2 separate regions of the Homo sapiens genome follow, and region 1 is linked to region 2. Evidence: read pairs that join two places in POLR2A ChIA-PET (ENCODE). Cell type or tissue: MCF 10A. All regions are shown on one strand.

Region 1 (4,000 bases), 96 kb after region 2:
ACTAAGGAAGAAAACAACATAAAATGAACAGGCTCTTCTTTAATGGCACAGAACACAAACTCTACTGGCTTAGGCAATGTTACCGACCAACAAAAGGCCAGGATCTACTTAATAATTAGTTTTGATTTTTTTAAGTTAGTTCATACATTCATTCTTTCATAACAATTTCATTCTTATCCAAGAAATTCAGGATACCTCAAAATTCTGGAAACACAGGGAAATATTTAGTTGATTTGCTGTATTTTTTATTTGCCTTAATTTGCTCTGATTTACTCTCAGTTACAATCTTCTATGACTGTTTTGTAAACGTGTCTTTGAAGAAACATACTCTGATATGCAAACCTACTTCCCACATTAACTTCCAGGTGATAATGAAATAAAAAGCCCTATATTTTCAAGCTTTTTGACAATTTTTATTTATTGAGGGCCTATCATATGGCAGGGCCAGATACTGTTCTAGTGGGGAAATAACGTTGAAGACAACCTTGATCTCAGTGTCCAGTGGAAGGTGTAGACAAATAAACAGAAAATGATCGCACAGAGAGAAAGTACTATAGTGGTGTTCATTTTGTGGTCCATGTTTCCCAATTTATACTCTCTCCCTTTTGTTCATTCACATGACAAATATTTATTGCTTACTAAATTTCACAGACCAGTGTAGGTGCTGGGGATACAGCAGTGAAAGAGATGGGGTGGTATTTACTTTCTTGAACCTTAGTTTCCAAATAAGTGGGACACAAATAATTAAGGGCAATATTTCTTTTATATTATATTTACATCACATCTTATATCTGTTATTTCCTACTGAGATAAAACATATAAATGGGACAAGTGTGTAGAGTGAAGGGGGATGAGGGGACACATTAAATAAATAAGAGTAAGAAAACTGAGGCCTATAAATGCTATGTTGGCTCCAAATCCCACACCTAACTTGGATCTAAGTCTTCTAGTGTCTTCTTTCCATAAGGAATGCTCATATTTAATTATCATTTAGTACAGTAACAATATTGAATGCCATGCCATACATATTTCAAACAGTAATACTTATTGCCTGGATAAATCCTCCTTCTCAATTTTGTATGGTAGAAAGAGTGTGAGTATGAATGAATTATATATTATGTCTATATTATTATATGTCTATAATTCATTCATACTCATTAATGTTATACTTTAAGTGGATAATCTTGGGCAAGTCACAACATTTTCAGAGCCTCAGTTGCATGTATACAACAAGGTTATTATAAAGATTAAATGAGATGTTACATGTAAAGTGCTGAGCACATACATAGTCAATGCTGGAAAATGTGACTGCCTCTTCTTAAATCTCTTATTAAGAGGTCAGACAGTGTGAAAGACAAAAGATAAACACTTTTCTATTTGAAAAATAAGCATTCCTAATGTTTGTGGGAAGGCTTTCAGATGTTTTATTTACTGAGGCTTCTGAGTAAGATTGTATCTGTACCAAATTAGCCTTGAGGGATTAGTATTAGGCTAAACCAGGGAAGGATAAAAATGTTTGGTTACTTAGAGATTTGTGTCTCTGAATTTTATTTCCTGCCAGCACTCCATATCTCTATGTACATCTGCTTATATCTGTAATTATGAAGCATGTTTTGAGTTGTTGCTTATGTAACTTTGTTCTAATTCATTTTTAAAAATTACTAGATCCAACTTTTTTTTTCTTTCTATAATTAATATAGGGATGTGGACTCAAATAAGCGGGGTTGTGTAAAGTGTTGTTGCTGGGGTAATCAATACTGCCTGTTAAAGAATGAAAATTCATACAAAGCAAGAATCATTGATTAATCCATCTTCTAAACAAAAGTACTAATTATTTATGTTGGATAGATGCTTGTGTGCATCCATGTGACATCGTAACTCGGTGGTGCAGTAGGTGGAAGAGTCAAGGAGGAGGGTACAGATTGCTAAATGACTCTAAGCTGATTCACCATGATAAAGATTGAGACATTTTCAAAATGTCTGCTTTTACGCAGAAGGACATTAGTTCCATCAGTCAGAATTACTCAACCTGTCAGCAGCTGTCTGGCCTTGACCACAGGCTCAGATAAGACTGAGACAAATGTAATTGTTAGATTTATACATGCAGTGCTTCTGTCCCAAAGAGCTCAAGGCCCAGAGTGGCTGAATTACTGAATACTTGATTAAGTAAAACAAGCTTCAAATGTCATAAGCTTTTGCCAATTATAAATAAAAAATAATTTAAATTTCTTCTTAAAAGAATATGATCACTGAAATATACTCTAGAGAAGTATTTCCCATAATATATCATTTTTAAAGCTATGGACTAGAAATACTAGAATGTAATGGAACAACATTTAATTATTTTAGAAACATTACATAGGCCAAACGTAAGATTTGTGTTGACTAGCTCATTTCAAGTTTTACTTGAATTTTATTTTAATGTAGTGTGGTAGGCACATTTTTGGACAAATGCCTAGCTCATGAGCAGCCCTTTTCCAAACCCTGCCTCTCTAACCCTCCTCCCACCACATGCAGAGTGCGCTCAGTGTGCTCTGTGTACTCCCTGACATTGCTCCCCTGGCCACAGCTGATTTAATCAGGGGAGAAGCCTGGCCCGGCTGAGCCAATCATCTACACTGAATTCCTTGATGTTCCATGAGTGTCTAAGCTGGTCGACTGAAGTAAGTGGACATAGAAAGGGCGTAGCCATGAGGGCAGTGAAGCAGAGGTGTGTTAGTAGAGAAGAATGCTCACAGTCCCTGTGAGGTCTAACTGTAGTTACAGTTCTTAGGTTCAATGAGTTATCCAAAATGCCTTTACAATTTCAATGTTTGTTTACATTAGCTCAACTTAGTTAACTTAGTTTTTCTTTCTTCTTCCACCCAAAACTTGAATGAGATGTATTAATGTATTGCTTTCCCAAAGCAGTGGTGTTAAAATCTCTAGTTACTGCCATTTTTTTTAAAAACCAAAAGAAGATGGTGGAGCATTTGACTATACAATATGTCCTCACTTAATACCATCAATAGGTTCTTGGAAACTGCAAAATTAAGCAAAACAAAGTATCATGAAACCAACGTTACCATAGATTAACTGATACAGAAAAGAGTTAAGTTCCTATGGCATGTTTCTGGTCACAAAACAATGACCAAGCTTCTAAATAAAGACCTAAATACTTCTCATATTAAACAATGAATTAAGTGTGACCTATACATACCTTTAAGAAAGATGGATAAGAACAAGTGAGATGATTATTTTTACAAAATTTTTTTTTAGAGACAAGGTCTTGCTCTGTCACCCAGGCTGGAGTGCAGTCGCATGATCATAGCTCACTGCAGCCTTGAAGTCCTGGGCTCAAGCAATCCTGACACCTCAGCCTCTCAAGTAAGTAATTTATCCAGGTTTTGGTGAATCAATGAGTGCCACTGGTTGTCATGATGGTGGGTTAAATCAAGGAATCAATGTTTGCACAGTGAAAATTGTCAGGAGCACCTTCTACCACTAGGCATGTCAAAAACAATCACAAACATGGCAGGCTCCCTGTGCACTTCTGTACAGCATTGTTTATTGTCCTGCATTTACATGATTTACTTTCTTCATATACTTTATAAATTTTTATTTTACAATAATTTGTATTCACTTATTCATTCATTTTATAACCTGCTTATTCCAGTTCAGGGTCAAGGATGACCAGAGCCCATTCTGGCAGCTCAGGGCACAAGGCAGGAACCAGCCCTGGACAGGATGTCATCCCATCACAGGGTGCACTCACACATACACACCCATGCACATGCAGAGCGGGAACATCTAGACATACCAATTAAGCCAACGTGCACAGCTTTAGGATGTGGGAGGAAACCCAAGTACTAGAGAAAACCCATGCAAACATGGGGAGAACATGCAAACTCCACTGTGAAAAGAAAATAAATCTTGGGGCCCCCAAATCACTAAGCTAAAGGGAAAAGTCAAGCTGCGACTGCTTAGGGCCAACCTGCCTCCCATTCTATTCAAAGTTACC
Region 2 (4,000 bases):
CTAATTTTTGTATTTTTTGTAGAGACGGGGTTTCACACTATGTTGGCCAGGCTGGTCTCGAACTCCTGACCTCAGATGATTCACCTGCCTCGGCCTCTCAAAGTGCTGGGATTACGGGCGTGAGTCACCATGCCCAGCTCCTGATTTTTTCCTTTTATTCTATAGCCTAATGATTGTCATTAGATGATTTTATGACATGGCCAATTTTGCTTTTTAGAATGCTTCAGTGTGGAATGGGGATAGACAAGAATTGAACAATATTGGTCTCAAGACAGCTGTAATAGTCTAAGGATGAGATGATGGGAGACATCACCAAGGTGCTATGGACTGAATTGTTTCCTCCATCCCCCAAATTTGTATGTCGAAGCCCTAACTCCCAATGCAATGGTATTTGGAGATGAGGCCTTCAGGAGGTAATAATCTCATGAAGGTGGAGCCCCCATGATGGAATTAGTGTCCTTATAAGAAGAGACATGAGAGGGTTCTCTCTCATCCATGAGAGGAGAGAGCAAAATGTCCATGCAAGCCTCGCCAGGACCTGAATCAGCTGACGCCTTGATCTTGGACTTCCAGTCTCTGGAACTGTGACAAATAAATGTCTGTTGTTTAGGACACCCAGTCTATGGTATTTTGTATGGCAGCCTGAGCTAATACACCAGGCAAAATCATGAAGAAAGGGAGGGGAACATTTGAGAGATATTGATGAAGTGTAGAGAAGAAAGGAGTTACATATCTGACTGCATTCTGTACCAATTACATATTGAAAGGGTTCTTATACTAATAAAAATACTAACACATATTGAGGACTTAGTATGTTTCAGGAACTATACTAAATACTTATATGAATTAAAATTTTATCTTTCACACAACTGTACGAAATTAAATAGTGTTATTACACCTGCATTACATATGAGAATAGTGAGGAAAACTAGGGATGTTTTGGTACCATAAAGAGGGGCAATCTTTCTTGGAAATCAGAAGATTAAGTAGAAGATGAAGGAGTAATTTTCCAACCCTGATCACTTCAAGTTTTTTTTTTTTTTTTTTTTTTTGCAGGGTGTGCGGAGCTGGGTGTAAAGTCTAATACTACTTTTATGAAATTAGAGTTCTCTAAGTTTAAAATTTAATGTTTACATGTCACTATTACCAAGAAGAGTTTTGAAAACAAAATGGTAAGGGCAGAAGTATTGATGTGAACAACAATGGCAGCTCTGGAGAGCTTGTGAATCAACCTCTGATTCTAATCCCACAACTGAGCAGCCCTGTAAATGTGAAAACGTTTCTAAGCCTCTCATTTCCTTGATTTCCTTGTCTGACTAGAGGAAATCATACCTGCTTAATAGGCTTCATGTAAAAATTGAGATAAAATGTTTGATAGCAAACTAGTTGACTATAGTTAACAACATGTATTGTATATTTCAAAATAGCTAGAAGAGATAACTTGAAATGACCCCAGCACATTGAAATGATAAATATTCAAGGTGATGGACATCCCAAATACCCTGACATGATCATTACACATTCTATGTATGTTACAAAATGTCACATGTACCCCATAAATATGTACAGATATTATGTACATATATATATATATTAAACTGAGATAACATACGTGAAATTCTTAACACAGTGCCTGATGAATGGTGAATCGTAATGGGTGGCAGTGATGATGACAATAACCATGATGTGGACCACCAAGGTGCAAAGGGAGATGCACACCTGCACTTACATGCAGTGCCAGCCCTTTACTCTTTCTCTCACCCCCGTCCCATATCCATGCTCTATGCCCTCTGTCCACCTAGAAAAAAGATGTCAATTAAACATAATAGTTTAGTACTGAAATAGCCAGAGTTGGGGATTACCTTTGTCCTCATCCATCTCCAATTGAGACTGGTAAAAGGCAGCTCACTAAAGTAAGAAATCCAGGAAACCTGAGTTCTAGAAAGGCCCGGTCTGCCACAAGTGGTCAGCCCCTTTTCCTTCTTGGCTACATTGTAAATCAGGGGTGTTTCAACAGAAATTTAAACCTTCTCTCAAAAATATGATTTTCCTTTTTACTTTTCATGATGATGTGCAAAGCCTTAGGCAACTCCTGATGTTATTGTTCTAGGAGTTTTTCATGAGCAGTATCAAATCCTAAGTGTTTTCAGAAACAATAATGAAGAAAACAAACACTGAATGACTACACATCATCTTCCAGGCAGAGAGATTTCTGATATGAATCTTCGAGGATTGAGATCAAAAACCTAAGCAGAGAATGGGCATCCATATGTATGTGTTTTTAACATGTGGGATTTCCCCCACCACTATTGGCAAAATGTGGGAAGAGTGAACTGTGCTTCACAAAGATTTTTTCAAGCTTGAGTGGGAGTGTCTGTTCACGGTTGAGTGAGAAGCTGGGGTTTTCCTTAGGCCCCAAGGCATTGTTTTTTTAAAATGTTATTTTCAGAAATGGAGCTTGGAGTAGACTGCAAACAGGCATCTAACTGCCAAGGACATGTGAAACCTGTAATGTTGGTCATTCTGGATCCTATTCAAGTACATACTGTTACTGGGTAAGATCACTTTTACTTTACTTTAGCAGAAGCCCCAATTCTGCTTTAGGAAAAAAAATCATATCATGTTTTCCCATTTTTATTTATAAATCCTGAAGGTTTCTGCAAGCAGTAACATTTAAAAGGACAATGACATACTTACAAGTTTGATGTGAGAATAATGAGGATATTGAAACACCAGAATGTTTCAGCTACTGACTGCTTCAAATAAGCTAGCACCAAACTTAGTGACTTAAAATAATGTACTATTTCTCCCAATTCTGCAATCTGGGCTAGGCAGGTTTTCAACTCTGTGTGGTGTCCATTGGGGATGGAACCTACAAGAAGCCTTCTTCACTCACATGTCCATGTCTGGAATCAGAGCTGGTTTGCCTGACACAACTGGAGGCTGGCTGAGCCTGCCTTTGCACATGTCTGCTGCACATGGCCAGCGTGGGGTTTCTACCACCGTGGTGGTCTCTGGGTAATTGAACTTAGATGGTGGCTTCCAAGAGGAAGGAATCTAAAACTGCCATTCATCTTAAAGTCTAGGCCCATTATGAAAAAGCATCACTTCCATCACATTACATTGGTCTAAGCAAGTCCAAAGACAGTCCAGATGTAAAAGGATGAGAACTAGTCTCCATCCTTTGATGTGAGGAGTAGCACCTACATAAAAGGAGAAAAGTAACTGATGGCAGCCATCTTTGGAGACTGAAACACAGTTTATTTTATTTACCAGGAGCTCTTTCCTTTCCCTCTTTTTCCTTTGGATTTCATTTCCTTTGCTCTATTTGAAATTTTAAAAACGACAAGAGTAAAAAAGGCACTCAACTTTAGGATGTAAGGGATGAGCATTTACAATATTCACTATAAAAAGTTTTCAATAATTTTTATAATAATAATAAAATATTGATTTATATTACTATTGTTGTTCACTCTAAGGTTGAAGAAATGGAAGCATTCATCCTCAAATAATGCTCCCATGTAAGAGATGTGGCCATTACAGTACCAGGAGATTCTAAATACCTCAGGTTCACATTACATGACTAGCTGGATCCAGCCACATTTCCATTTTCATATATCATATTGAAACCTATGTGTGGGATTTTTAGAAGAAGGGGATTTGTAATCATCTACTTTCTTTCTTGATTGAAATGAATTTTCCTCTCCTGATCCATGAATCATTCCTCATATAAGAACTGGATCATGAATCAGAAAGGAGTCAGTAAATTCTAATGAGCCTAAAAAGAGAGACATGCTTATCGTTGCCAGAGATCAAAACCAAGCCCGAAAATTACAGGCTTTGTTTAAAATGCTGCTTGAGATATTGAAATTTAGTTCAGGTACATACCTTTATCATAACTCATTCTCACTGCACATCCACCCACTGAAGGGAAGAGGAGGCAAGTGATTCTCATTAGGAGCCACTGACCTTCAACAATTTGGTTCATGGCAGTCAAAGG

What was found. Peaks named below come from ENCODE experiments on the same cell type or tissue, not always from the same donor. Only the 100,000 strongest peaks of a DNase experiment are listed, where the experiment ranks them.
Region 1: POLR2A ChIA-PET joins it to region 2 with 10 read pairs; 2 of 35 experiments call an interaction of 5 or more read pairs at or near these places.

Annotation. Positions count from the first base shown.
Region 1 is chr5:90,981,345-90,985,344 of GRCh38, reverse strand. ADGRV1 (adhesion G protein-coupled receptor V1) reads right to left here. Exons shown (of 90, transcript NM_032119.4): 85 at 1. Among named protein-coding and RNA genes, the nearest start is that of LUCAT1, 330 kb to the left of the region's middle. RefSeq lists a silencer at 1,959-2,253, cis regulatory regions at 3,299, 3,487 and enhancers at 3,227-3,371, 3,415-3,559. In MCF 10A, no CTCF peak of the experiment used is centred here; a DNase peak (open chromatin) is centred at 1,994.
Region 2 is chr5:91,077,641-91,081,640 of GRCh38, reverse strand. The region is part of intron 86 of ADGRV1 (adhesion G protein-coupled receptor V1); the gene reads right to left. Among named protein-coding and RNA genes, the nearest start is that of LUCAT1, 230 kb to the left of the region's middle. In MCF 10A, no CTCF peak of the experiment used is centred here; a DNase peak (open chromatin) is centred at 2,390.